Regions from separate parts of the Homo sapiens genome. Here region 1 is linked to region 2. A link is an interaction called in ENCODE POLR2A ChIA-PET data of the cell type or tissue named here. Cell type or tissue: HepG2. All regions are shown on one strand. Each heading gives the region's core, and the rest is flanking DNA. Links, peaks and the distances in the headings are about the cores only.

What was found. Peaks named below come from ENCODE experiments on the same cell type or tissue, not always from the same donor. Only the 100,000 strongest peaks of a DNase experiment are listed, where the experiment ranks them.
Region 1: POLR2A ChIA-PET joins it to region 2 with 9 read pairs; 4 of 35 experiments call an interaction of 5 or more read pairs at or near these places.

What each region holds. Positions count from the first base shown.
Region 1 is chr11:61,916,739-61,932,171 of GRCh38, reverse strand. It overlaps RAB3IL1 (RAB3A interacting protein like 1), which reads left to right and starts at 14,606. Exons shown (of 10, transcript NM_013401.4): 1 at 14,606-14,815. The coding sequence starts at 14,805. RefSeq lists enhancers at 8,161-8,455, 8,210-8,959. In HepG2, for the core only: no CTCF peak of the experiment used is centred there; DNase peaks (open chromatin) are centred at 8,391 and 8,721; H3K4me3 peaks cover 1,303 bases; H3K27me3 peaks cover 34 bases.
Region 2 is chr11:62,092,237-62,107,669 of GRCh38, reverse strand. No RefSeq gene overlaps it. Among named protein-coding and RNA genes, the nearest start is that of LINC02733, 18 kb to the right of the region's middle. RefSeq lists an enhancer at 4,094-4,595. In HepG2, for the core only: no CTCF peak of the experiment used is centred there; a DNase peak (open chromatin) is centred at 7,999.

The DNA of each region.
Region 1 (15,433 bases), core at 5,308-10,307, 170 kb after region 2:
TCACGCCATTCTCCTGCCTCAGCCTCCCGAGTAGCTGGGACTACAGGCGCCCGCCACCACGCCCAGCTAATTTTTTGTATTTTTAGTAGAGACGGGGTTTCACCATGTTAGCCAGGATGGTCTCAAACTCCTGACCTTGTGATCTGCCTGCCTCAGCCTCCCAAAGTGCTTGGATTACAGGTGTGAACCACCATGCCTGGCCAGTTCATTCATTTTCTTCTGTTGCTTCTTTATTCAGATATTGAATCTTCTAAATTGATTCTCTACTTTTCTAATCTTTTCACTATTTTCCATTTCTTTCTTTCTGAAGGATATTCCCTCAACTGTGTCTTCCAACCTTACTCATTGTTTTCATTTCTACCATCATGCTTTTAAAAAATATATTATTTTCCAATAGTTTTTGTTGTTCTGTGAATGTTTACTTTCATAGAATCAGGTTATTATTTCATGAATGCAATACCTTCTTTTCTCATCCTGAGGTTATTAATGCCTCTCCTTCTTCCTCCTCCTTGCCTTCCTTCTCCTCCTCCTCCTCTTCACCTCCTCTTCTTTTTTCTACAGAGTCTCTGTTTCCTGCAAGTTGCTTTTCTTCTGCTTACTGGGTTTGGTCTCTCTTAAGGTAGAGGTTCTCCTTAGTTGTCTAATAATCCTTGATTGCTCATTATTAAGAGCGAGATCTTAAAAACTGATGGCAAGCATGTTGACTTTGAGCTGGATGGATATTTTGTTGGGTAACATTCGTCTTAGATCTCTCTTCTTGGGTTGGCCAGAGTCCCATAGAGGGGCTGTCTGGAGGGTAAAAGTCTGTCTTTACCCTCCTGGTGACTGAGTGAGTTGCCACTTTGGCTGACAAGTGACAGAAGAGGGTTGGAGGTCTTGGATTTCAGTGTGTATATAATCACTTAACCCTCTTATTCAGCTACTGGCCCAAAGACCTTCTGTTTTGCCTTCTCCAGAGAATAAATCTCCAGTGTTATGCTAGACTAAGAAAGGGGCAGTTGGCCAGTGGCATGGAGTAGAGGAGGGGACCTAGGGATCAAATTGCTTATCGGTTCGCTTTGATCTAGTGCTCTATACTTCAGTTACTACCAAGGCCAGTGGTCTCTGCTGCCACCAGCTCCTGATGTTTTGCTGCCTTGATGTAGCCGTAGTTCAGAGACATTTGTTGACATCTCACACCATAATGATAGATGTGTCTATTTTCCCCTGTAGCTTTAATTATTTTTGCTTTAAATATTTTAGGCTATTTTATTAGGCACATATTAATTTAGATGGTTATATCTATCTGGTGAATTTTTTTTAAACATTGTCATCACTTTATTATTACTGCATAGTGACCACCTCTACACTAATAATGTTTTTCGTCTTAAAGTTTGTTATTAATTTGGTCTTTTTAAGACAGGGTCTTGCTGTGTTGCCCAGACTGAGTGCAGTGGCATGATCACAGCTCACTGCAGCCTTGACTTCCCAGGCTAAAGTGATCCTCCTGCCTCAGCCTCCCAAGTAGCTGGGACTACAGGCCTGCACCACCACGCCTGGCTAATTTTTGATTTTTTGTAGAGATGGGGTCTCCCCATGTTGCCCAGGCTGGTCTTGAACTCCTGAGCTCAAGTGATCCTCCCTTCTCAGCCTCCCAAAGTGCTGGGATTACATGCATAATTCACCATGATTCGTCTTAAAGTTTGGTTATTAATGCAGAAATACCACCTTGCTTTTGGTGTAACTTTTTCAAGCTCACCCTTTCCATATCCTTATGCTTAGGTGGTCAAATATGCCTTTTTAAAAAATATTTTGAACATTTTTAAGTATATAGTTTAGTGACATTAATTACATTCCCATTGTTGTGCAACCATTATCCATCTCTAGAACATTTTTTATCTTCCCAAATGAAACTCCATACCCATTAAACAAATATCACCTCCCCTCCATTCTCTATTTTCTATTCTTGATTTCATAGACCTTATAAGTCTATGCTTGGCTGGGAGTGGTGGCTCATGCCTGTAATCCCAGCACTTCAGGAGGCTGAGGCAGGTGTATCACTCTAACCCAGGAGTTTGAGACCAGCCTGGGCAACGTGGCAAAACCCTGCCTCTACTAAAACCACAAAGATTAGCCGGGCATGGTGGTGGCATTCGCCTGTAGTCCCAGCTACTTAGGAGGCCGAGGCAGGGGAATCACTTGAACCTGGGAGGCAAAGGTTGCAGCGAGCCGAGACTGCACCACTGCACACCAGCCTGGGCAACAACGGAGTGAGACCTTGTCAAAAAAAAAAAAAAAAAAAAAAAAAGCCGGGCGCGGTGGCTCATGCCCATAGTCCCAGCACTTTGGGAGGCCGAGGCAGACAGATCACTTAAGGTCAGGAGATCGAGACCATCTTGGCCAACGTGGTGAAACCCCGTCTCTACTAAAATACAAAAAATTAGCTGGGTGTGGTGGTGCACACCTGTAGTCCCAGCTACTCAGGAGGCTGAGGCAGGGGAATCGCTTGAACCCAGGAGGCAGAGTTTGCAGTGAGCTAAGATCACACCACTGCACTCCAGCCTGGCGACAGAGCAAGACTCTGTCTCAAAAAAAAAAAAAATCTGCTTGGTTCTCCTTGATAATCTCTTGTTGTTTATTCATGTTCAGATCATACATTTTTTTTTAAATTTTTTTAAAGCTTTTTGAGACCAAGTCTCACTCTGTCACCCAGGCTGGAGTGTAGTGGTGCGATCTCGGCAGCTCACTGCACCTCTGCCTTCTGGGTTGAATCGATTCTTGTGTCTCAGCCTCCCAAGTAGCTGGGACAATAGGCGCATGCCACCACACCCAGCTAATTTTTGTGTTTGTAGCAGAGACAGGGTTTCACCATTTTGCCCAGGCTGGTCTCAAACTCCTGGGCTCAAGCGATCCACCTGCCTCAGCCTCCCAAAGTGCTGGGAAGCCACCATGCCTGCCCATATGTATATATTAACAATAACTTATCATATATGTCAAAATAGCTACAAGAGATGATTTGTAATGTTCTCAACACAAAGAAATGATAAATGTTTGAGGTGATGAATATCCCAGTTACCCAGATTTGATCATTATACATTGTATGCTTGTGTCAAAAGGTCACATATACCCCACAAATATGTACAACTATAATGTAGCCATAATTAAAAATAATTTTTTTTTGTTTTTTGTAAATTTTGTGTGTGTTCTTTTTCTTTAAAAACAGATTCTAAAAATTCATGTGTTAACCTTTCTATATCATATATAGGAGACCACTACCTGGAGTTCTGTAGCATCTAAATCTGTTGTGTGTTGTTTCTGTTGATTCTTACTCATAGTGGCTAGCATCTTTATGTGCTGGTGATCTCTGATTGTGAGCTCACTGCTTGATATTGAGCAATAGGAATCCTTCATATCTAAATTTGGACACATTCCTCCAAAGAGGATTTGAATCTGCTTCTGCCTGGAGCCAGGGGTGTCACCAACATGAAACACTTCAGCCCTCTTTGAGGGTCCTAGCTCCATGTATTTTGAGGGTTCTCACTTCATGTAGTTGGAGGGTCCTAGCTCCATGTATTTGGAGGGTCTTAGCTCCATGTATTTTGAGGGTCCTCGCTTCATGTAGTTGGAGGGTCCTAGCTCCATGTATTTGGAGGGTCTTAGCTCCATGTATTTTGAGGGTCCTAGCTTCATGTATTTTGAGGGTCCTAGCTCTGTGTATTCTGAGGGTCCTAGTTCCGTGTATTTTGAGGGTCCTAGCTCTGTGTATTTTGAGGGTCCTAGCTCCATATATTTTGAGGGTCCTAGCTTCATGTATTTTGAGGGTCCTAGCTCCATGTATTTGGAGGGTCCTAGCACCATGTAGATGCCCACATTCATGTCCCCAACCTCCCTCCTGGCCAAAGCTCCCAGCTTTGGCTGCACTTTCCTTTGTGGGTAAGGAAGTGGCTTTGGCAGACAAGGCCTAGAGCTTGATAGACAACACATCCTCAAAGAATTATAGCCTCTTTTTCTAGAATTTTTTTTTTTTTTTCTGTAGCAGGAAGGCTCCTCTCTGCTTCAAGTCCACCACATCCCTAAGGAGCAGAAATTCTCCAAGCCATTCCACACTTATCCATAGTAGCCATCTTTTTGATATGTGAATCCGTTCACATCACACTCCTGCGTAAATCCTTCAATGACTCCTCTTAGTCTTTAAGTATAAAGTTTGAACTCCTTACCTAGCATACTGTATTAGTTCATTCTCACACTACTATAAGAACTACTCAACGCTGGGTAATTTATAAAGAAAAGAGGTTTAATAGGCTCACTGTTCTGCAGGCTGTACAGGAGGCATGGCTGGGGAGGCCTCAGGAAACTTACGATCATGGCTGAAGGTGAAGGGGAAGCAGGCACATCTTACATGGCCAGAGCAAGTGGAAGAGAGCAAAGGGGGAGGTGCTACAGACTCTTAAACAACCAGATCTTGTGAGAACTGGCACAAGAACAGCAGGGGGGAAATATATTACCATGACCCAGTCAACTCCCACCAGGCCCCTCCTTCAACACTGGAAATTACAATTCAACATGAGATTTGGGCAGGGATGCAGAGCCAAACCATACCACATACAAAGCCCCACAAGATCTAGCCCCTGACTCTCTTGCCAGCCCCAACTCTTTCAATGGTCTCCCTTTCCACTCCCAAACTCCTGCCTCAGGAAATTTTTCCAGACTCCTAACCTTAAGTCTAGGTTGGGAGTTCCTGGATGTGCTCCCAGACGACTTTGCACTTCCCCTATCCTTGTACCTGACCTGTGGTCCTGTGTGTTAGTCTGTTTTGCATTGCTATAGGGAATACCTGAGTCTGGGCAATTTGTATAGAAGAGTTTTCTCTGGCTCGCTGTTCTGCCAACTGTACGGGAAGCATGGCACCAGCATCTCCTTCTGATAAGGGCCTCAGAAAGCTTCCAATCATGGCAGAAGGTTAAGGGGGGGGCATGCATGTCAAGTGGTGAGAGAGAGAAAAAGAGAGAGATGGAGGGAGGTCCCAGACTCTTTTTAAGAATCAGATCTGGCTGGGTGCGTTGGCTCATGCCTATAGTCCTAGCACTTTGGGAGGCCAAGGCGGGTGGATCATCTGAGGTCAGGAGTTTGAGAGCAGCCTCGCCAACATGCTGAAACCCCGTCTCTACTAAAAATACAAAAATTAGCGGGGCATAGTGCCTGTAGTCCCAGCTACTCAGGAGGCTGAGGCAGGAGAATCGCTTGAACCTGGGAGTTGAAGGTTGCAGTGAGCCAAGATTGTGGCATTGCATGGGCCTGGCACCAGGCAAGAAAGAGTGATGAAATAAAAGTTTTCTGTATCTCGGCCAGGTGTGGCTCACATCTACAATTCCAGCACTTTGGGAGGCCGAGGCGGGCAGATCACAGGGTCAGGAGTTTGAGACCAGCCCGGCCAACATGGTGAAACCCCCATCTCTACTAAAAATACAAAATTTAGCCAGGCATGGTGGCGTGCACCTTTAATCCCAGCTACTCTGGAGGCTGAGGCAGGAGAATCACTTGAACCCAGGAGGCAGAGGTTGCAGTGAGCTGAGATGGCGGCACTACACTCCAGCCTGGGCGACAGAGTGAGACTCCATCTCAAAAAAAGAATCAGATCCTGCAGCAACTCATTACCACAGGGAGGGCACCAAGCCATTCATGAGGGAACCAAGCTCCCATGACCCAAACACCTCCCACAAGGCCCACCTCCAACATTGGGGATCATATTTCAATGTGAAATTTGGAGGGACAAATACCCAAACCATATCATGCTGTAATTAGATGTCTGAATCCCCCGCTACACATAATCCCCTCCTAAACTGTATACTTCATGAGTGCAGAAACATTGTCTGTCTGGTTCACTAATATGCCATCAGCACTTGGCATGTGTGTTCTTAAAAATCTGATGAATGAGTGAACACCTCTATTGAGCTCCCAGTGTTTTTTCTTATTGATTTTCGCAAATTCTTTATGTGTTAACTATATTAACGCATTGCCATTGCCTGGGAATATTTTCGCCAAGTTATTTGCCTTTTAATTTTGGCTTTTTTTTTTTTTTTTTTTTTTTGGCAGGAAGGAGCATAAAGCAGCTTTACATTTGAATGCGGACAGATCTATTGATCTTTTTCTGTTAAGATCTCTTCAAAATGTTTCCAAGTTTAGAAAGTCTTTCCCTTGCTAGATGTGTAATAAGTGTTCACTTCTATTTTTTATGCACACAGCTGTCCATTTAATCTTCCCAAAGCAGGGCTCTGATCATTTCTCTCCTCTGCTCAAAAATGTTTAACCATCTCCTTGGAGCCTTTAGAATAAAGTCCAAATTCTTTAACTCGCCTCCAAGGCTTTTCAGGATTTAACCTGAGGCTGCCTTTCCAGACTTTTTTTTTCCTGTCCCCCAAATGAGCCTGAGCTCCTGGCAAAGTGAAGGGTTTGCCTCTCTCTGTCTGTGTTCTGCCCTTCCCACCTCCAGGCCTTTTACCTGTTGGTCCCTCTGCAGGGAATGTCCATCCTTCATTTCTATATGGATTTTTTTTTTTTGAGACACAGTCTTGCTCTGTTGCCTAGGCTAGAGTGCAGTGGTGTGATGTTGGCTCACTGCAGCCTCCACCTCCCGGGTTCAAGCAATTTTCCTGCCTCAGCCTCCCAAGTAGCTGGGATTACATGTGTGTGCCACCATGCCTGGCTAATTCGTGTATTTTTAGTAGAGACAGGGTTTTTACCATGTTGGCCAGGCTGGTCTTGAACTCCTGACGTCAAGTGATCCACCCACCTCAGCCTCCCAAAGTGCTGGGAATTACAGGTGTGAACCACTGCACCCGGCTCTATATGGATATTTAAATCCTATTGATTCTTCAATCCCTACTTTGTTTAAAAAGCCTCACTTTACCCTTCCTCCTGAGAGAGTGACTGGTGGAGAGATAAGAAAACAAGCTTTGGAGTCAGACAAACCTGGGTTAAAATCTGAGTTCCTTTACTTGTTAGCCATTGGCCAAATCCTTTAACCTTTCCAAATCTGTTTCCTCATCTTTAAAATGGGAACAGAAAGCAATGAAGGACCACCAAGGACTGTCGGGCCGCTGCAAGGATGAACAGAATCTGAGATTGCGCGTAAAGATCCTAGCACAGTCTCCAGTTCACCCCACATTCTGCCACCTTGGAAGGGAGTCATCAGCTCTCTGGGGGTCACACCCTCCTCCACTAGTCATGTTTTCCCCCCGAAGGTTTCTGATGGATTCTCTGTTCTCTAATAATTCCACAAGGTGGCTGAGCTTTCCTTCTGAGGAGTTGAGAGCGGGTGAACAGGTTTCATCTCTAGGAATTCAGCTCAGGCCCCAGGCACCTTGGTCAGACTCCCACACCCATCTGGGCCCAAAGGAATCCCCTCCTTCCTTCCTCCCTTCTTCGTCTGAGGTCAGTTTCATTACCGGGAACTGTTGATATTTCCAAAGGGGTTCACCAGCACTTCCCGGCCCTCACCATCAGCACCCCACAATATGATGATAAGTCAAGTGGAACAAAGATAATCCTCCCAGGTTTAAGGTGGGTAAACTGAGGCTCAAACTAGCTTCCATATATTTGTGTCTAGAACTTATGGGTCTTCGCAGCCAGAGAAGGGATTCATTTCGTGGGGGCGCTGAGGGGCCTGGGCAGCTGTGGTGGAGAACTGGGGGAGCTCTGGCCCCAGAGCAGGAGATGGGCCAGGAATCCTGTCTCTCAGGGCCTCTGCCTTGTCCTCGAGTAGGTTAATTCGAATCTCTCAGAGGCTGGCCTGGAGCTTAGTGTCTGTGCTTGCTTTGTGAACTGACTTTCTGAGTAGATTCTTTTGCCTGCATCTTTTGGGGAAGAAGCAAAGATGACGACTTACTGGCAGGGGCTGTATCTCTGGGGCTGAGAGTGAGGATGGGAACTTCCTGGACAGTGAAAAGAGCAAGTTTAGCTTCCGGAGGCCTGGCTGCTAGCCCCGCTCTGTACCCAGCATGCTGTACCACCTGGGACAAGTGCCTGCCCTCTCTGGACCCCAACTGCCCTCCCTAAAAAATGGAGATGGTGGTCGAAGGAGGTCTGTTGTGAATCTTAGTGTTCTCAAAGTGCTGTCCTGGGCTGAGCCCCTCCCTGAGCCCAGACTGTCCCCGGGGCCTGGCTTCACCAGGTTGGCCTGAGCAAAGCTGTGACCCCATTCGGCCGCCTCCACACGCTCTGTCCTGCCCTTCCCTGAGGGGCCTGGGCCTGGTCTTGGTCAGGCCTGGGGACAGAGCAGGGAGCCTCCAGGCCCAAGTTTGACCTCCTGAGTCGCTTCCCCTCTCCCTGGAGCCAGAACCAGCGTCCTCTTTCCCTCCTGCTTGAAATCTGAGCTCAGAGATCCAGGGAGGACTTTGGCTGCAAAACATTCCATCCGCGCTGTCCAAACACCCTGCACAGCTGGCGGAGGGAGGGGCAGCCAGAACTGGCTTTCAGGAACCCTGGGGCTGTTGTTTTCATGGAAATGGGGGAGCCCTCACTCTGAGGACCAGCACTGGCTGACCTGAGGAAGTTCACAGGGTCAAGTGGACCAAGGAAGGGCCCACCTGCACACATGTTTTTGGGGCTTACCCAGGGCCCCTCTGCTGAGCGCCCAGCCCTGCAGGGGAAAAATCCAGTTGCTTCAAAGTCTGCCCAGCCAGGTGTGCGTGGCTGCCTTGAGCCTGCCAGCTGGGAGGTGTCTGCACCACAGGCAGGCGGATGGTGGCCTTGTGAGCCTCCCCTCGTGACTGAGCTCTATGCAGAGGCAGGGGAAGGGCAGGCAGGAATGACGCTGAGATAGCAAGAAGGGGAGGCGACTTCAGGCAGCGGCTTTTACTGACAAGACGTCCCAGACCTGGCTGCTTCTTGCTGTGACTCACAAGTGACCCTGGATGAGTCTCTGAGCCTCAGTTTCCTCATCTGCAAGAAGAGACAATCGGGCCTTTTCTGGCTCTGCCTTTTTTCTAAGAAGTTACAACCAAAGACAAGATCCTCAAAGCTTCCCATCCAGTCCAAGCTGTGTCTAAATGTCCAGAAACATAACAGGTTTTTCCATAAAGTCTCCAGCAACTCTGACTCAGTTTCCCCTCTCCCGCCCCCGGCCAAGAGGCTGGTGGGGTCTTGGCAGGGAGGGACCAACTCCCACATATGATGCCACCAGCCAGGCCAAGCCCTTTCCCCTCTTGCCATGTTGGGGTGATGGGGAGACCCCCACCCTTCACATATCCTGTTTTCCATTAATTGTTTCCAGGTAAGCCCAGAGGTTGCCCAGCAGAGGAAGGTGGGGGCACAGGAGAATTGAGCAGGGGGATCAGAGAGGAGCAAAAACAGGAAGCGGGTGGGAGCAGGCCATGGAAAATTCATTGCCAGGAAAGGGAGGACAGCATCTGGTTTGCATTAGGCTGAGAGAGCTTCGCAGCCCAAAGCCCAAGTGGGAGATACTGTTATCCGCTGGGCGGGGCGGGGCAGGGTGGGGTGTGAGGAACTGGCAGCTTCTCCCCAGCAGGGACTCAGAGGCTAACCAGAAAGAAGAGGGAAGTACAGGCAGGAGGACGGGGCAGGAAACACTGAAGGAAGGAAACACTTCTTTCAGTCTACACTGTGGCAGACACTTCACAAATGTTATCTTCTTCTTCTTTTTTTTTTTTCCAAGACGGAGTTTGGCTCTTGTTGCCCAGGCTGGAGTGCAATGGTGGGATCTCAGCTCACCGCAACCTCTGCCTCCTGGGTTCAAGCGATTCTCCTGCCTCAGCCTCCCAAGTAGCTGGGATTACAGGCATGCGCCACCACCCCCGGCTAATTTTGTATTTTTAGTAGAGATGGGGTTTCTCCATGTTGGTCAGGCTGGTCTCAAACTCCCAACCTCAGAGATGATCCACTCGCCTCGGCCTCCTAAAGTGCTGGGATTACAGGCGTGAGCCAACGCCCCCAGCTGTCTTCTTTTTTTAAACTTTTTTTTTTTTTGAGACGGAGTCTCGCTTTGCCACCCAGGCTGGAATGCAGTGGCGTGATCTCGGCTCACTGCAAGCTCTGCCTCCCAGATTCACGCCATTCTCCTGCCTCAGCCTCCCGAGTAGCTGGGACTACAGGCGCCCGCCACCACGCCTGGCTAATTTTTTGTATTTTTAGTAGAGACGGGTTTTTTTTTAAATAATAGAGATGAGGTCTCGGTTTGTTGCCTAGGGTGGTCTCCTGGGCTCAAGCGATCCTCCCACCTCGGCCTCCCAAAGTGCTGGGATTACAGGCATGAGCCACCGCACCTGGCCACAAATGTTATCTGCTTTAATACTCACTATTTCACAGGGGAGAACTTCCCATTTTATATAGATGAGGAAACTGAGTCCCAGAGAGGTTAAGTGACTTGCCTAAGGCCACACAGTCAGCGAGTGGCAGAACTAGGATGAGAATTTGGGCCAAATGAAGACAGGGTGGCACATTCACACCATCCCACAGGTGGATGGAGTCTGTGTACCAGGCAAGGTGACACTGAGAAGGGTGACGAGGATGGCCCAGCCTCTGCCCAGAGGGCCACTCAGTTCTTGTGGGAGTGTCCAACAGTTCCAGGGGGTGTTTGTCATGACGCAGGGCTAACCATGTGTCTAAGGGCTCTGGTGCCTGCAGAGGAAAAAAGTAACCCACAGGGGAGGGCTTCCTAGAGGAGGGGGTATGAACAAAAGAGAAACTTACTAGCAGAGGCAGGATGCAGTGGAGATAGCAGTCAGGGGGGATAGTATGTGGAAAGAAGAGGAATGGGCACATCTGGGCAATGGCAACTGGCCTGGTGTGCTTTGGAGGGTGAGAATCCATTTCATAGTTGGAGAAACTGAGGCACGGAGAGGCTAACGTGCTCAAAGGCACACCGTCTGAAAGTGGGGTTGAATCCAGCCCGTCTGACCCCGGGCCTGTGTTCCCAGCTGCTACCGCTGAGTTGTTCCTGGGCGGTGGTGGTGAGAAGTTTTAAGGGTAGTGAGACCCCATCTCTCCAAAAAATAAAAAAAATTTAAAAATTAGCCAAGCATGGTGACACATGCCTGGAGTCCCAGCTGCTCAGGAGGCTGAGGTGGGAGGATGGCTTGAGCTGGGCAGTTTGAGGCTGCCCTCCAGCCTGGGTGACGGAGCGAGACCCTGCCTTGAAAAATTAAAAACAAACAAAAAACAAAACTGGGAATCTCAAATCTAAGAAAAAGAATTTAAAAATAAAGAAAAAAAATAAAAAATAACAGTTTTTTGTTTGTTTGTTTTGTTTTTTGAGACGGAGTTTTGCTCTTGTTGCCCAGGCTGGAGTGCAATGGCCCAGTCTCAGCTCACCGCAACCTCCGCCTCCCGGGTTCAAGCAATTCTCCTGCCTCAGGCTCCCGAGTAGCTGAGATTACAGGCATGCGCCACCATGCCCGGCTAATTTTGTATTTTTAGTAGAGACAGGGTTTCACCATGTTGGTCAGGCTGGTCTTGAACTGCTGACTTCAGGTCATCCGCCCGCCTCAGCCTCCCAAAGTGCTGGGATTACAGGCGTGAGCCTCCGCGCCCCACCAATAACAAAGTTTTAAGGGGATATTCAGGTTTGTGGTCACAGGCAGGAGGGCCTGTCTAGGGCTACACAGCCAGCTATGACAGCTATGACAGGATCAAGGCTGGACGGGCTCTTTCCAACACCCCAGCCTGCGTGGTGAGGGGACAAGCGGACCATCTGGGAGCCTGGCTGAAACACGGGGCCTCCCCTAGAGGTGTCTCACCTCCCCTGGCCCAGAGCCCAGGAAGGAGGGCCCAGTGTCTTCTGCTGCCTGAGGAGCCACAGGAGTTAATAATTACGGGGTTGAAGGAGATAGCGGCTGTCCTGGGAGGTGGTGCCTCCCTCCCAGGCTGCTGCTCTGGGGAGATAGCAAAGGTTAGTGTGAGGCTCAGCCTGGTGGGGGGAAGAAGGCTCCTGCTACCTCCCTTCCCGGCACCCTCCAGAGGGACCCTCAGTCTGGCCTTGCAAGCATGGACTCTTCTGAGGAGCACGCTGGGTGCCCCGCCCGAGGGACATGTCCCGTGTTCCTGGCCATGAGTGCAGGGACTGTCCGCTACGCCCCATCAGGCCTGTGCCCTGTACTTGAGGGGAACTTGAGAGAAGAGCCCTGGGGCACAGACAGGTGAGCTCAGGACCTGGGGCATGGAGGGGAGGGGGAGTCTTGGCAAGCTTCAGGGCAGCCAGTGTGAGAAGCTGGGCTCAGAGAGTCCTAGGCAATGGCTCTGATTGTCTTGTCCAATTTGGTGGCTGTACAGAGGTGGAGACTGAAGCTCAGAGAGGGCAAGACACTCATCCTGGGTCACACAGTGAGCTGAGGACACACCTGTAAGTCCAGAATCAGGGCCTGGGTTGTCCAGGCTGACTGTCTCCTGCTCCTCAGCTGCCTTCAGCCAAGGGTCTGTGGTCAAGGCTGCCAGGCTTGGGATGGAGCAGGCAGAGGGAGATAGAGGGAGGGAGGCTGAGGAGGGCAGTGGCTTGTAGGCAGAGGACACAACTTTTATTTATCCCTTCCCTGCCACTGGCCAGACACCTAGCATGTGCTCAGGAACCTCTTGCTGCCTGGCTGCACACAGCTGCAGCTGCCAGTGAGCCTCTAGTTTCTGGGTGGTCTTTTTGGAAAACGGGTGTAAGAGGACTCAGCCCCACTGCCCCTGGCTGGTGTGATATCAGGCAGGTTCCTTAACTTCTCCGAGCCCATCCTTTTCAACTGAGGAGCAAGTTCAGCTGAGCAGGAGGGTCCTCCCTACTGGGGGAGGCAGTGAGCCCTAGGAGTCCATGGTAGCAGGAAGCATGGATGACAGGCTATTTTTGGTTAGAAATTGAGTGTGGATGCTTCCAGAGTGGTGACCACAGACTTGTCCTTCAAGACCTCGCTCAAGGGCCTCCCCGGTCCACCAGACCTCCCAGGCTGAGGACTCTTCCTCCAGGGACATAGCCCTGAGCTGACGCCTCCTCCACCCTTTATCTCCCACTGGTCTGGGTTGCCATGACTTATCTCCTGCCGGGGCTTGTGAAGACTTGGAGGGCAAGGGCCCTGTGCTGGGTTCCTTTTGTGTCATTTTCTCCTCCTTCTCTAAATAGTGAACAAAATAAGGGCCAGGAAGACAACAGTTGCTCAAGACCAACTGATGAGGGATTCAAGCCAGCAAACACATGTGGACATCTGCTTTGGGTGGGCCAGACCCTGAGCTGGGCTGGGGGTGGGGTAGGGGAACATAGCTCCAAGAAAGAGAGAATCCCTGCCCTCTGGAAGCCGTGGCCATGGAAACAACTGCCCTGCTGAGTGATGGCTATGGGACGCCTGGGCTGAATGATTCTAGAAAGTTGGAAGGGATGCTATGGAGAACTGCCTAGGTTGTTCACTGCACAAAGTGCTGGCCAAGGGAGCAAGCAAGGCATAGAATCCAGCCTCGCCTCCACTCTCCAGATTCCATACCTTGCTGTGCGCTGTGCCCAGCGGGGAAAGAGCATTGTCTATTTGTGCCCTGGACGTGGAGGTCTTAGAGAATACGTCCCCCATCCTCCATCCTCCACCAACGTGGAGCCCCAGGAGGGCAGAACCTATGTCTGTACAGTTTCCTGCTGGGTCCCCAGCCCCTTGCATGCCCCATAGTCTATGCTCAGATGGAGTGGCTGAATGTATGAATGAGTAGAATGAATGAATAAAATGTATCCTCAAACGAAGATCTGACTAACTTGAGCCTGCGGCCTGAGTCAGTGGGCCTGGAGGGGTAGCACTGGGACCTCTGGTAGCACCTAGAAGGGGAAGTACCTCCCACCACGCTCCCAGTCCTCCCCTAGACAGGGAAGGTGGGAGCCATGGTACCTGGCGGGAGAGAAGACGGGTTCTGCTCTTACTGGTCCAGTCCCAGGCTGAAGTTGAGACGAATGATCAGGACTCAGAATGGGTGGGACAGAGGAACTGAGGGACAGGTAGACCAGTCGTCTGGGATTCAGGGAAGGTTTCACGGAGGATGTGGGACCAGACAGGTGTGTGTATGTGTGTGTGTCGGTGGGGGTGGGGTGGGGAATACTATCCAGAGGGCAGATGGTGAGTAAAGGCAGGGATGGGCAGAGCGTGTTAAGTGGCAGGAGGCTGAGTGAGGAGAGTTGGACCAGAAGTGGAAACTCCTTCGGGATAAAACTCAGAGAGTAGGACTCAGAAAACTTGTTTCGGGTTTGTCCCCTCCCCTTCCCAGCAGGCAGGATGTTGCACAGGGACAGGCACTAAGCAGACAGCCTAGGGAAGGAGGGCCGGGTGAGGAGGGGGGAGGGTGTCTGCTGGCCTTAAGTGACAATCTGTGTGAGAATCGAAGAGCTGAGAGCTCGGGAGCCATTGTAGGTTCTTGAGCAGGGGTGGCCCAAAGTGGGTGGTGCGGAGGGCGACTGGAGAGGAGGAGTCAGCTGGGGAGTCTGAGCGCGGCGCGGCCCGCGGGATGTTGGGGGCCGGGTTCCCTCCGAGCGCCGTGGTCTCCCTGTCCCGGCGCGGCGGGCCGGGTGGGGCCAGGCCTTGGGAGCGCGCGCCGGATCCCAGCGCCGGGCCGGCGGAGGGGCGGGGCCGGGCACGTGTCCTCGGGCCGCTCCCCCCTCCGCCACGTGACCCGCCCAGGGCAGGGTCGGGGCTGGGCTGGGGGCCGCGAGCCCAGGCGTCTGAGACCTACTGACCGGCCGCGGGCAGGGCTGACAGGCGGTGGGGCGGCTCGGCCCCTGGCGGAGTCGGCGGCGGGCGGGGACGCGGCGCTGGGAGGACGCGGCGGCGCTGGGAACGGACGCCTGGGCGCCCCGAGGCGCCGGGATGTGGAGCGGGTAGGTCCGCGCGCGCTCGCGGTCCCGCGCTGGGTCTGGGCCGCGGTCGCCTCCCGGGACGGGAGGATTTCGGGGGTCCCCGCCGGGTCTGCGCCGCCACCCGGAGGTGCTGTGCGCCCCCGCCCTGCCTGCAGGCGAGCCGACTTGCAGCCAGGAGACTCCGGGGGAGGGGTCGGGGGTGTCTCTCGGGGTGCAGGGTGCGAAGGGTGGGCAGCCGACCGTCCCGGGGTGACAGCGTCAACTCCTCTTAGCTCATCAGGAGCGCAAGTGAGAAGAGTTGGGGTGTGGGGAAGAGTGTGCACGACTCTGGGGCATGCACCTAGAGGAAGGACCCCCAGCCCACCCTCCCAACCTGTCCCTCAACCCCTTCGCTGGATGAACTCTTGGAAAGCAGTGTAGCTGGGAAAGAGGGGCTGGGTCTTTGCCAGGGTGGCTCCCAAGTTGAGGGCAGAACCTCCTTGTGGGGCTCTGGAAGTACGGAGGCTCTCAGAGGTGTGGAGTGGGAACCCCCCCCGCCCCGGCCCCGCAGCCTGGAGTGGGGTAGCAGAGACTCTGGGTCCTGGATTAGTGGCCCCAGTGGCTGTGTCTGTTCAGGCCACTGGTTCTCAGGGGCAGTTG
Region 2 (15,433 bases), core at 6,099-11,098:
ATTACAGGTGTGAGCCACCGTGCCCGGCCTCATCTCTTTTTCTTAATATGTTACTTGTTAAGTTTCAGAATTTCAGACCTGAAGGGACCCTTTGCAGTTGTGGTGAGTAGCTAGCTCAAGGCAATGGCAAGTAAATGGCAGGACCAGGAATACAAACCATCAAGTCTATTTTCTCAGCTGTATGATGAGACGTGATCTCTGAAGTTCCTTTAGGTCTAAGAGTCTGGCTCTCTGGTCTTCATTATCCAGACTGATTTCTGCTTCCCTGTGGTGGATCTAAGCATTAAATTGGGCTGGTAGGTTGACTTTTCTGAATATGGAGAGCTGGATTATCTAAAACTTTCTCATCAGAATGGAATTTAATTAAATCTTATTAAATCCATTGTATCACATTAAATCTCAAGTTGCATTCATTAAAATGGTAGTTCTCTGGACTTTTGGATTTCACAGAGTAGCAAAATTTGCAAATACGTTTAAGCATTGAGTTAATTTTATTAAGTAAATATGTATGGGTTTTTTTTTAACACCTATCTCTTATTATCCTACTATTATAAAAGACATTTAAACTCAAAAAGAAGAGGGCATGCAATCTCAGAATACGTCAAAGTGACACAAATAAATTCCTTTATGAGGCCAGGCACGGTGGTTCACACCTGTAATCCCAGCACTTTGGGAGGCCGAGGCGGGCGGATCACCTGACGTCAGGAATTAGAGACCAGCCTGGCCAACATGGTGAAACCCTATCAATACTAAAAATACAAAAATTAGCTAGGCATGGTGGTGGGCACCCATAATCCCAGCTACTCAGGAGGCTGAGGCAGGAGAATCACTTGAACCCAGGAGGTAGAGTTTGCAGTGAGCCAAGATTGCACCACTGCACTCCAGCCTGGGCGACAAGAGTGAAACTCCATCTCAAAAAAAAAAAAATTCCTTTATGAAAAACTCATTGCATTGTTCTTATTTTTCTCGTATTGTACAAATCAGTAAAATCCTTGTCAGCCACTGGATCCAGCCTACAGATCAGCCTTGAGAACGTCTGCTTAAAGCAACTGACAATGTTATAAAAGTTCCTCCACAAAAGAGCTCTGCTGCCTGTGAATGCCTCCTTGAAGAGACAATGAAGGCAGAACACATATCCAAGCTGGGCAAAAGAAAACAGTGGGGGTCAAAAAGTATGTCTTTAAAGCTGCACTTCCAAAGAACTTCCTGAGAGATTTGTAATTTCTATTTCTGTATGATAAAACACTATTGGTGAGGCATGGTTGTTCATGCCTGTAATCCCAGCATTTTGAGAGGCCAAGGTGGGCGGATCACCTGAGGTCAGGAGTTCAAAACAAGTCTGGCCAACATGGTGAAACCCCGTCTCTACTAAAAATTAAAAAAAAAATTAAAAAAAAAATTAGCCAGGCATGGTGGTGCATGCCTGTATTCCTAGCTACATGGGAGGCTGAGGCAGGAGAATCGCTTGAACCCGGGACGGGGAGGTTGCAGTGAGCCGAGATCATGCCACTGCATTCCAGCCTGGGTTATGGAGCAAGACTCCCGTCTCATAGGAAAAAAAAACAAACAAAAAAACCCTACATTCTTAAGGCCTAAAATGTACTAAAAATAAAACAGGAAAACAAAAATGGGGGTAGGGTTCCTTCTGTGAATGCAAACATGCTTGACCAATGAGATGTAGTTGAAAACCTAGACCACTGGTACAGACTGAATTGTGTGGACTCTCCATACTCACATACAGCAGATGCAGAGAAGGGCACAGAGGGAGGGAGTGATAAATCTGAAGATAAATGGAGAATTCAGAATTCTCGCTTTGATGTACTCAGTGGCTTTTTGGCAAACCGTCTAATCCCAGTCTGCAGTTTGAAAGAACACGCTATAATTGTTAGCAGCACCCACTCAGATAATGCTGGAACTTGTTTGTAAATAAAGTTCCAGCTTTGACAAACCACATGCTCCTCACAGCCATTTATGCACTTTGCTTCATCTGTCTCTTATACTGTCTGAGAAAAAAATAGAGATGGGGGGTCTCACTATGTTGCTTAGGCTGGACCCGAACTCCTGGACTCCAGCCCATCCACCTGTCACAGGGTGAACCCCCACATTGGAGTTCAGCCCAGGAGGCGACGTGAGTTCTTGGCTTTGCACAGGAAGGAATTCAAGAGTTAACAGAGTAAAGTGAAAGCAAGTTTATTTTAAAAGTAAAGGAGTAAGAGTGGCTATGCCATCGGAAGAGCAGCCGTGAGAGTTGCAGGTTGCTATTTTTATGTTTGTTTCTTGCTCACATGCTAAACAAGGGTGGCTTATTCATGAATTTTCCAGGAAAAGGTCAGAGAATTCCCAGAAATGAGAGTTCCTCCCCTTTTTAGACCATATAGGGTAACTTCCGGATGTTGCCATGGCGTATGTAAGCTGTCGTGTTTCTGGTGGGAGTTTCCTTCACCATGGACAAATCATGGATTATGATTAGTGTATAATGAGCGGTGAGAGGACCAAGGGTCGCTTTCATCACCATCTTGGTTTTGGGGGGTTTTGGCTGGCTCCTTTACCACATCCTGTTTTATCAGGGGGGTCCTTGTGACCTATGTCTTGGGAAACAAGTCCTGCCAAACTCCTATCACACCCCCACCTCAGCATCCCAATAGCACAGAGTGCCCTTGTCTGCATTTGCCACATGTGAGTAGTCACCTGTATTAGTTCATTCCCACACTGCTATGAAGAAATACCTGAGACTGGGTAACTTATATAAAGGAAAGAGGTGTTTTGTTGTTGTTGTTGCTGGTGGTTTTTGTTTGTTTGTTTTTGAGATGGAGTCTCCCTCTCTTACCCAGGCTGGAGTGCAGTGGTACGATCTCGGCTCACTGCAACCTCTGCCTCCCAGGTTCAAGCAATTCTCCTGCCTCAGCCTCCCAGGTAGCCTGGATTACAGGCACCTGCCACCATGCCTGGCTAATTTTTTTGTATTTTTAGTAGAGACAGAGTTTCGCCATGTTGGCCAGGCTGGTTTTGAACTCCTGACCTCAAGTGATCCATCTGCCTCGGCCCCCATGCCTGGCCTAAAGGAAAGAGGTTTAATCGACTCACAGTTCCACAGGGCTGGGGAGGCCTCATGAAACTTATAGTCACGGCAGAAGGGGAAGCAAACACATCCTTCTTCACATGGCGGCAGGAAGGAGAAGAATGAGAGCGAGGGGGTGGGAGGGAAGCCCCTCATAAAACCATCAGAGCTCGTGAGAACTCACTATTGCGAGAACAGCATGAGGGTAACCACCACCAGGATTAAATTATCTCCCACCAGGTCCCTCCCATGACATGTGGGGATTGTGGAAACTACAATTCAAGATGAAATTTGGGTGGGGACACAGCCACATCATACCATCACTAGGAAGATCAAGACGTGATTAAAGGGTTAAAGCTTTCAGTTCCACCCCATGACTTTCAGGGGAGGGAGAGGGGCTGGAGATGTAGTGAATCACTCACGATCAGTGTTTTCCTTAATCATGCCTATGTAATGAAGCTGCCATAAAAACCCTAAATGATGGAGATGGGGTTCAAAGAGCTTCCAGGTTGGTGAATGCATCCACGAACCAGGAGGTTGACACACTCCAAACTCCACAGGGACAAACACTCCTGCATTTGGGACCCTTCCAGAGACCTCTGCCCTGTGTACCTCTTCATCTCACCGTTCATTTGTATCCTTTATAATAAACAGGTAAACATAAGTAAAGTGTTTCCCTGAGTTGTCTGAGCTGTTATAGCAAATTATTGAACATGAAGGGGGCTTAGGGGAACCCTTGATTTATAGCCATGTCAGACGGAACTGTGGGTCACCTGGGGACCCACTACTTGTGTCATCATCTGAAGGGGGAACAGTCTTGTGGGAAGTAAGCTCCTAACCTGTGGGGTCTCCCCTAACTCTGGGTAGTGTCAAATTGAATTAAATTGTGGGAGACCCAGTTGTTGTATGCAGAGTGTTAACAGAAAAACCAAACACTAAAATATTAAAAGAGGTTTATTCTGAGCCAATACGAGTGACCATGGCTTGGGGAACAGTCTCAAAAAGTCCTGAGAATGTGCCCAAGGTTGTTGGGTTATGGTTTGGTTTTATAAATTTTAGGGAGACAGGAATTTTAGGTAAAATCATAAATCAGTGTATACAGACTAAAGAGGTGGGATGTCTTGAAGTGGGGCCTCTATTATAGGTCATTGGTAGGTTCAAAGATTTTCTGATTGGCAATTGGTTGAAAGAGCTAAGCTTTGTCTCAGTAGAAAGAAATGCTTGCAATAAGATAAGGTGGGTTGTGGAGGCCAAGATTCTTGTTATGTAGATGAAGCCTCCTAGGTAGCAGCCCTCAGATAGAATAGATGGTGAATGTCTCTTTTCAGATCTTAAAGGTGTCAAGACCCTAATTTAGCCTTTCCTAGGTCCAGAAAAAGCCTAGAAAGGGAAGGCCTGGCTGCATTGATGAAAATTCTCTGCAGATGCAAATCCCACCCCCACCCCAAAAGACAGCTTTGTAGGGCCATTCCAAAATATTCAAAGACATCTATTTTGGACTAAAATATTTTTATTTCCTTCATGGTTTGCCATCTGTCATGTCATGCTATGCCAGTCAGCCTGGAATTTGGCATCTCACTGCCATAGTTTGTTTACTCAGTCTTATAATCTTTATTTTAATGTTCATGCTGGTCAACTGGGCCTAAACTCCAAAAGGGAGAAGGTGTCATGAAGTGTATCTGACCTCCCTTCCCGTCATGGCTGGGAATTCCATTTTTCAGGTTTCTCTGGGGTCCTCTTGGCCAAGAGGGGATCTATTCAGTTGGATAGGAGGCTTAGAATTTTATTTTTGGTTTACAAGAGAGTTGGAGAATGACTTGGTGTAGGAAACTCACATAGTTGATGTCAGAAGTGTTGTAAAAGTAGAAGGAATGTATTTTTCTTTATATGGATTTCCTACCAGAGTGATGTTTTCTAATTTATAATTATTCCAATTTGAAGAGATCCCACTAGTATTAAAAATGCTGGGCCAGGTGTGATGGCTCATGCCTGTAATCCCTGCACTTTGGGAGGCCAGGGCAGGCAGATAACTGGAGGTCAGGAATTTGAGACCAGCCTCCAACATTGCAAAACCTCCTCTCTACAAAAATACAAAAAAAAGAATTAGCCAGGTCTGGTCGTGGGCGCCTGTAATGCCAGCTACTGAGGAGGCTGAGACAGGAGAACTGCTTGAACCTGGGAGGCGGAAGTTGCAGTGAGCCGAGATCGCACCACTGCACTCCAGCCTGGGCAACGAGCGAAAACTCCATCTCATTAAAAAAAAAAAAAGTGCTGGCCGGGCATGGTGGCTCACGTTGGTAATCCCACCACTTTGCAGGACAAGATGGGAGTATCACTTGGGAGTTTGAGACCAGCCTAGGCAACATAGAAAGACCCCATCTCCACAAAAATAATTTTAAAATTAGCCAGTCATGGTGGCACACAACTGTAGTCTCAGCTACTCAGGAGGCTGAGGTGGGAGGCTCTCTTGAGCCCCAGGACTTCGAGGCTACAGTAAGCTATGATCACACTGTTGAACTCCAGCCTGGGTGACAGAATGAAACCTTGCCCCTACAAAATTAACATTTTTAAAAAGAAACACCGTGTGAGGACTCCCAAGCTCAAATAATTTAGTAAAGTCTTTGATACTAAATATAAAACACGGTCCTTTTTACATTTTGTCAGGGAGCACACTGGTAAGCCTGTGAAACCCATCATAGCTCAGCTTCTTAGCCACCATTGTAGGTTTTTACACGAATTTTTCAGACCTCCTTAATTGTACTGTCAGAAGGATGCATAAATTGAGCTACTTAAATTAAATATTTATGGATTGAATTTTAAGCTTTTAAGCTTGGATTTGATCATACTAGCAGATCTTTCTCCTTATTTATCAAAAATGACAAGCCCAGAAATAGCCCTGGTTGGAGATCAGTATCATTGTGCTCATAAGTTTGGTTTGAGGATAAATTGAGGCCTTGCATAAATAATCTCTCTTCATTATAGCATTGACCATCTTAGCTATATTTTACAGATTCTTCAGATGGCCACAGTGAATGGTTTGGTCATGAGAGTCTTCTCTGGGAAATAAACATACAGCTGGAGATCCCTATTAGGCTGAGGACATAAATAAATCAATGTTTTCTGGTTTGCACTGTAGCTCCAACACGTTAAAAGAAGAGGAGGAGGTGGAGGAGAAGGAGGGAGGGAAAGAGGGACGGGAGGAAAAAAATACACAGAAGAAAATACTCAAATCATAAAAGAAAGTTTAACCCAAAATATATGTGGATTGGAAAGTATTATGGATAAACCCTAAACATAGTTCTTAAAACTGGAAATTTGGCCTGGCATGGGGGCTCACACCTGTAATCCCAGCACTTTGGGAGGTTGAGGCAGGCGGATCACCTGAGGCCAGGAGTTTGAGACCAGCCTACCAACATGGCAAAACCCCATCTCTATAAAAAATACAAAAATTAGCCGGGCATGGTGGTGCATGCTTGTAGTCTCAGCTACTTGGGCTGCTGGGGTGGGAGAACCGCTTGAGCCTGGGAGGCGTAGGTTGCAGTGAGCTGAGATCGCACCACTGCACTCCAACCTGGGTGATAGAGTGAGACTCCATCTCAAAAAAAAAAAAAAAAAAAAAAAGCTGGCAATTAGTAGGGGCATTCAGAGTGCTCTCTAGACACTGTGTGTGCCTAATAAAACCAGGAGCCCGGGGGTATTTCTGCCTCTAAGCAAACAGGAAACAATAACTGCTTGGGATGTAGAGGGCTTCTTGCCATGACGTGTCCCCTGAACTTGAAGTTATGCCCAAAGGTCTCATTACCTCAGAAGAGATGAAAAAAAAATTGTAGGTGGCTGAACGAGGCAGAGAGGGAAGTTGATATAAGAAGAAAAATTGTTTAGGATTGTCAACCTAAAGGAAAAAACAGAGGCACAAAATATAATTTTAAAGAGTTTCCTTGGGCAGAGATAAGGACGGCTGCCCGGAAGACTCAAACCCAAGTAATCTTGATATGAGCTCTCGCTGGTTTTGTGTGTGTGTGTGTTTTTGTTTTGTTTTGTTGTGTTGTGTTGTGTTGTGTTTTTTGAGACAGTCTCACTCTGTCACCCAGGTCAGAGTTCAGTGGCACGATCTCAGCTCACTGCAACCTCTGCCTCCCGAGTTCAAGCGATTATTCTGCCTCGGCCCCCTGAGTAGCTGGGACTACAGGCACATGCCACCATGCCCGGCTAATTTTTGTATTTTTAGTAGAGACGGGGTTTCACCATATTGGCCAGGCTGGTCTCGAACTCCTGACCTTGTGATCTGCCCACCTCGGCTTCCCAAAGTGCTGGAATTACAGGCATGAGCCACCAGGCCCGGCCTTCTGGTTGGTTTTTAAAGGCAAAAAGAGGCACAAGGAGTGGGTTGATAGCAAAGTTGTTTATTAGGATTCTCACTGATTTACAGAAATAACATTGATTGATGATTGGCTATTCATTTTTGAACTATAGTGTATGAGTTATGGTGTCCAGTGTGCAGCATTGTTCGATTAATTTATAGCTACTTGTGGCAGCAGTCAGTCTAGAGTCCACATAACAAGCAGCTTGAAGAAATGGTTACCCAGCTCAAGGCGGGAGTCCCCAGCACTGTGGGAGGCCAAAGGGGGCGGATCACCAGGTCAGGAATTCAAGACCAGCTTGGCCAACATGGTGAAACCCTGTCTCTACTAAAACTACAAAAATTAGCTGGGCATGGTGGCGTGTGCTTGTAATCCCAGGTACCTGGGAGACTGAGGTGGGAGAATCGCTTGAACCGAAACCTGGGAGGCAGAGATCACAGTGAGCCACGATAGCGCTACTGCACTCCAGCCTGGGTGACAGACAGAGTGAGACCTGATTTTTTTTTTTTTAGACAGAGTCTCACTCTGTCACCCAGGCTGGAGTGCAGTGGCGCTATCATGGCTCACTGCAGGCTTGACCTTTGAGCTCAAGCGTTCCTCTCACCTCAGCCTTCCGAGTAGCTGGGTCTACAGGCATGCACCACCACATCCAGCTAATTTTTTGTATTTTTTTATAGAGACAGGGTTTCGCTGTGTTGCCCGGGCTGGTCTCAAAATCCTGGGCTCAAGCATTCCTCCTGCCTCAGCCTCCCAAAATGCTGGGATTACAGGAGTGAGCCACCGCACCCGGCCTCAAGATTTCTAATCATGTGTTCATGGGGGCATGCCCATGACATGTCTCCAATAAGGCTGAAGCATTCTCCCAGTGAAATGCGTGGAGCTATCTTCCTGATGGCCAGGCAGATGAAATAGCAGGTTTCCCCCAGATAAAATCTCCATTTCTCCATGTAAAATAGATTGGTGGTCAAGCCTAGAAAACAGTTTGAAGGAACTTTTCTCAAAAGTTCCAGTGTTAGGTTTCTTCAGAGGTACATACAGATAGAGGGGTGACCAAATATCTTTTTTTTTCTCATTTATTTATTTTTTTAATTTGAGACAGAATCTCAATCTGTTGCCCAGGCTGGAGTGCAGTGACACGATCTTGGCTCACTGCAACCTCTGCCTCCCCTGTTCAAGTGACTCTCGTGTCTCAGTCTCCCAAGTAGGGGATTACAGGCTGTGCCACCACACCGTGCTAACTTTCTGTAGTTTTAGTAGAGATGGGGGTTTCACCATGTTGGCCAGACTGGTCTTGAACTCCTGGCCTCAAGTGATCCACCTGCCTCAGCCTCCCCAAGTGCTGGGATTACAGGCATGAGCCACCACGCCCAGCTGTGACCAAATATCTTAAGAGACACTGCCCTTCAGTTTAGCAGCAGGGGGGGTGGTAAGCAACACCTGATATAGTCCCTCCCAACAGGATCGGAGGGAATCTTCTATTTGATGGTGATTGTAATAAACAAAATCTTCAGGTTGGAGGCCATAATCTTTTATGTCTTCATCTCCAGGGAGCTTACTGCTAAAATAACCTTTAATTAATCTAGAATTTTTAGTGAGAGGCTTTATAAGGCCTTGGCAATAATGAAGAAAATCAGCTGGGCACAATGGCTCATGCCTGTAATCTCAGCACTTTGGGATGCCAAGGCAGGAAGAACACTTGAGCCCAGGACCTCAAGACCAGCCTGGGCAACACAGTGAGACCCCATTTTCTACAAAGAATTTTTTAAAAAGTTAGCCGGGCATGGTGGCACGCACCTGTATTCCCAGCTACTTGGGAGGCTGAGGTGAGAGGATGCCTTGAGCTCAGGAGGTAGAGGCTGCAGTGAGCCCAGATAGTGCCACTCCACTCCAGCCTGGGAGACAGAGCAATACCCTGTGTCAAAAATAAAATAAAATAAAGAAAATCACCCTTAAGGAAAGCTAGTTTGTAGGCTTCTTCACTCAGGCGCATGGGTGAAGTAGAAAATTCCTGTACATTTTGCCAATTGATTTTTATTACCCTCTGTGCATTCCACCAGTTCAGAAGACCTAGGGTGATGTGTGTGTGTGTGTGTGTGTGTGTGTATATATATATATATGTATATGTGTATATAGATATATATATATGTATATATATATAACCAAAAAAAACTTTTGAGTAAACTGCAAAAGAAAAAAAGAAAGAAAAGAAAAGACCTAGGGTGGTACGCACAATGGAAATGCTGGAAAATCAGCCATGTGAACAAATAGACCAAAATAGACCAAATTATTTGACCAGTGAAATGGGTTCCTCAGTTGCTGTGAAGCACAGAAGGAACTCCCCAAGAAGGAAAAGGACAACACTTAAAATGGCCATGGTTAAAGATGCCAATGATGAAGGAATTTGGTCAATTTGGTCATTTTCTTTTGTTTCTTTTTTTCTTTTGCAGTTTACTCAAAAGTTTTTTTTGGTTATATATATATACATATATATATACACATATACACATATACATATATATATATACACACACACACACACACACACACATCACCCTAGGTCTTCTGAACTGGTGGAATGCACAGAGGGTAATAAAAATCAATTGGCAAAATGTACAGGAATTTTCTACTTCACCCATGCGCCTGAGTGAAGAAGCCTACAAACTAGCTTTCCTTAAGGGTGATTTTCTTTATTTTATTTTATTTTTGACACAGGGTATTGCTCTGTCTCCCAGGCTGGAGTGGAGTGGCACTATCTGGGCTCACTGCAGCCTCTACCTCCTGAGCTCAAGGCATCCTCTCACCTCAGCCTCCCAAGTAGCTGGGAATACAGGTGCGTGCCACCATGCCCGGCTAACTTTTTAAAAAATTCTTTGTAGAAAATGGGGTCTCACTGTGTTGCCCAGGCTGGTCTTGAGGTCCTGGGCTCAAGTGTTCTTCCTGCCTTGGCATCCCAAAGTGCTGAGATTACAGGCATGAGCCATTGTGCCCAGCTGATTTTCTTCATTATTGCCAAGGCCTTATAAAGCCTCTCACTAAAAATTCTAGATTAATTAAAGGTTATTTTAGCAGTAAGCTCCCTGGAGATGAAGACATAAAAGATTATGGCCTCCAACCTGAAGATTTTGTTTATTACAATCACCATCAAATAGAAGATTCCCTCCGATCCTGTTGGGAGGGACTATATCAGGTGTTGCTTACCACCCCCCCTGCTGCTAAACTGAAGGGCAGTGTCTCTTAAGATATTTGGTCACAGCTGGGCGTGGTGGCTCATGCCTGTAATCCCAGCACTTGGGGAGGCTGAGGCAGGTGGATCACTTGAGGCCAGGAGTTCAAGACCAGTCTGGCCAACATGGTGAAACCCCCATCTCTACTAAAACTACAGAAAGTTAGCACGGTGTGGTGGCACAGCCTGTAATCCCCTACTTGGGAGACTGAGACACGAGAGTCACTTGAACAGGGGAGGCAGAGGTTGCAGTGAGCCAAGATCGTGTCACTGCACTCCAGCCTGGGCAACAGATTGAGATTCTGTCTCAAATTAAAAAAATAAATAAATGAGAAAAAAAAAGATATTTGGTCACCCCTCTATCTGTATGTACCTCTGAAGAAACCTAACACTGGAACTTTTGAGAAAAGTTCCTTCAAACTGTTTTCTAGGCTTGACCACCAATCTATTTTACATGGAGAAATGGAGATTTTATCTGGGGGAAACCTGCTATTTCATCTGCCTGGCCATCAGGAAGATAGCTCCACGCATTTCACTGGGAGAATGCTTCAGCCTTATTGGAGACATGTCATGGGCATGCCCCCATGAACACATGATTAGAAATCTTGAGGCCGGGTGCGGTGGCTCACTCCTGTAATCCCAGCATTTTGGGAGGCTGAGGCATGAGAGTCACTTGAACAGGGGAGGCAGAGGTCGCAGCGAGCCAAGATCGTGTCAGGTCTCACTCTGTCGCCCAGGCTGGAGTGCAGCCTGGTCTCTGTTGCCCAGGCTGGAGTGCAGTAGCGCTATCGTGGCTCACTGTGACCTCTGCCTCCCAGGTTTCGGTTCAAGCGATTCTCCCACCTCAGTCTCCCGGGTACCTGGGATTACAAGCACATGCCACCATGCCCAGCTAATTTTTGTAGTTTTAGTAGAGACAGGGTTTCACCATGTTGGCCAGGCTGGTCTTGAATTCCTGACCTGGTGATCCGCCCCCTTTGGCCTCCCACAGTGCTGGGGACTCCCGCCTTGAGCTGGGTAACCATTTCTTCAAGCTGCTTGTTATGTGGACTCTAGACTGACTGCTGCCACAAGTAGCTATAAATTAATCGAACAATGCTGCACACTGGACACCATAACTCATACCCTGTAGTTCAAAAATGAATAGCCAATCATCAATCAATGTTATTTCTGTAAATCAGTGAGAATCCTAATAAACAACTTTGCTATCAACCCCACTCCTTGTGCCCCTTTTTGCCTTTAAAAACCAACCAGAGGGCCGGGCCTGGTGGCTCATGCCTGTAATTCCAGCACTTTGGGAAGCCGAGGTGGGCAGATCACAAGGTCAGGAGTTCGAGACCAGCCTGGCCAATATGGTGAAACCCCGTCTCTACTAAAAATACAAAAATTAGCCGGGCATGGTGGCATGTGCCTGTAGTCCCAGCTACTCAGGGGGCCGAGGCAGAATAATCGCTTGAACTCGGGAGGCAGAGGTTGCAGTGAGCTGAGATCGTGCCACTGAACTCTGACCTGGGTGACAGAGTGAGACTGTCTCAAAAAACACAACACAACACAACACAACAAAACAAAACAAAACAAAAACACACACACAAAAAAAACCAGCGAGAGCTCATATCAAGATTACTTGGGTCTGAGTCTTCCGGGCAGCCGTCCTTATCTCTGCCCAAGGAAACTCTTTAAAATTATATTTTGTGCCTCTGTTTTTTCCTTTAGGTTGACAATCCTAAACAATTTTTCTTCTTATATCAACTTCCCTCTCTGCCTCGTTCAGCCACCTACAATTTTTTTTTCATCTCTTCTGAGGTAATGAGACCTTTGGGCATAACTTCAAGTTCAGGGGACACGTCATGGCAAGAAGCCCTCTACATCCCAAGCAGTTATTGTTTCCTGTTTGCTTAGAGGCAGAAATACCCCCGGGCTCCTGGTTTTATCAGGCACACACAGTGTCTAGGGAGCACTCTGAATGCCCCTACTAATTGCCAGCTTTTTTTTTTTTTTTTTTTGAGATGGAGTCTCACTCTATCACCCAGGTTGGAGTGCAGTGGTGCGATCTCAGCTCACTGCAACCTACGCCTCCCAGGCTCAAGCGGTTCTCCCACCCCAGCAGCCCAAGTAGCTGAGACTACAAGCATGCACCACCATGCCCGGCTAATTTTTGTGTTTTTTATAGAGATGAGGTTTTGCCATGTTGGTAGGCTGGTCTCAAACTCCTGGCCTCAGGTGATCCGCCTGCCTCAACCTCCCAAAGTGCTGGGATTACAGGTGTGAGCCCCCATGCCAGGCCAAATTTCCAGTTTTAAGAACTATATTTAGGGTTTATCCATAATACTTTCCGATCCACATATATTTTGGGTTAAACTTTCTTTTATGATTTGAGTATTTTCTTCTGTGTATTTTTTTCCTCCCGTCCCTCTTTCCCTCCCTCCTTCTCCTCCACCTCCTCCTCTTCTTTTAACGTGTTGGAGCTACAGTGCAAACCAGAAAACATTGATTTATTTATGTCCTCAGCCTAATAGGGATCTCCAGCTGTATGTTTATTTCCCAAAGAAGACTCTCATGACCAAACCATTCACTGTGGCCATCTGAAGAATCTGTAAAATATAGCTAAGATGGTCAATGCTATAATGAAGAGAGATTATTTATGCAAGGCCTCAATTTATCCTCAAACCAAACTTATGAGCACAATGATACTGATCTCCAACCAGGGCTATTTCTGGGCTTGTCATTTTTGATGAATAAGGAAGAACGATCTGCTAGTATGATCAAATCCAAGCTTTTATTCAATCCGTAACTATTTAATTTGACTAGCTCAATTTATGCATCCTTCTGACAGTACAGTTAGGAAGGTCTGAAAAATTCGTGTAAAAACCTACAATGGTGGCTAAGAAGCTGAGCTATGATGGGTTTCACAGGCTTACTAGTGTGCTCCCTGACAAAATGTAAAAAGGACCGTGTTTTATATTTAGTATCAAAGACTTTACTAAATTATTTGAGCTTGGCAGTCCTCACACAGTGTTTCTTTTTAAAAATTTTACTTTTGAAGGACAAGGTTTCATTCTGTCACCCAGGCTGGAGTTCAACAGTGTGATCATAGCTTACTGTAGCCTCGAAGTCCTGGGGCTCAAGAGAGCCTCCCACCTCAGCCTCCTGAGTAGCTGAGATTACAGGTGTGTGCCACCATGACTGGCTACTTTTAAAATTAATTTTGTGGAGATGAGGTCTTGCTGTGTTGCCTAGACTGCTCTCAAACTCCCAAGTGATACTCCCATCTTGTCCTGCAAAGTGGTGGGATTACCAACGTGAGCCACCATGCCCGGGCAGCACTTTATTTATTTATTTTTTTAATAAGATGGAGTTTTCGCTCGTTGCCCAGGCTGGAGTGCAGTGTCGCGATCTCGGCTCACTGCAACTTCCACCTCCCAGTTTCAAGCAATCCTCCTGTCTCAGCCTCCTGAGTAGCTGGGATTACAGGTGCCCACCACCAGACCCGACTAATTTTTTTTTTGTATTTTTGTAGAGAGGAGGTTTTGCAATGTTGGAGGCTGGTCTCAAACTCCTGACCTCCAGTTATCTGCCTGCCCCGGCCTCCCAAAGTGCAGGGATTACAGGCATGAGCCACCACAGCTGGCCCAGCATTTTTAATACTAGTGGGATCTTTTCAAATTGGAATAATTCTAAATTAGAAAACATTGCACTGGTAGGAAATCCATATAAAGAAAAATACATTCCTTCTACTCTTACAACACTTCTGACATCAACTGTGTGAATTTCCTACACCAAGTCATTCTCCAACTCTCTTGTAAACCAAAAATAAAATTCTAAGCCCTCTATCCAACTGAATAGATCCCCTCTTGGCCAAGAGGACCCCAGAGAAACCTGAAAAATGGAATTCCCAGCCATGACGGGAAGGGAGGTCAGATACACTTCATGATACCTTCTCCCTTTTGGAGTTTAGGCCCAGCTGACCAGCATGAACATTAAAATATTTTACATATATATATATATATTTTGAGTCAAGAGTTTCACTCTTATCACCCAGGCGGGAGTGCAGTGGTATGATCATGGTTCACTGCAACCTCCGCTTCCCAGGTTCAAGCGATTCTCCTGCCTCAGCCTCCCAAGTAGCTGGGACTACAGGTGCCCAGCATCACGCCCAGCTAATTTTTGTATTTTCAGTAGAGAAGGGTTTCACCATGTTGCCCAGGATGTCTCCGTCTCTTGACCTCATGACCCCCCCGCCTCAGCCTCCCAAAGTGCTAGGATTATAGGCATGAGCCACTGTGCCCAGACTGGTTTATATTTTTTTGTTTTGTTTTTTTTGAGAGAGGGTCTCATTCTGTCACCCAGGCTGGAGTGCGGTGGCATGGACCATGGCTCACTGCAGCCTCTACTTCCCTCTCAAGTGATCCTCCCACCTCAGCCTCTGGAATAGCTGGGACTACAGATGTGCACCACCACACCCGGCTAATTTTTTTTATGTTGCCTAGGTTGGCCTCAACTCCTGGGCTCAAGTGATCCTCCTACCTCAGCCTCCCAAAGTGTTGAGATTACAGGCATGAGCCACCACGCCCGGCCTACTCAAAAAGTCTTTTATTAATATTTCATGAAAATCTTGTTTAAAAGAGAAAACCAAATTAGTGTATTATTAATATTAAAGCTAATTTTAATAAAGCTTTATAAACTTCTATCCAATATCAATCAGCTTTGACCACACAAGATAAATTTCTACAAACCTTTGATAACCTCTTACAATTTTTCCCATTTTCTTTCCTTCTCCAATTTTCCATTTCC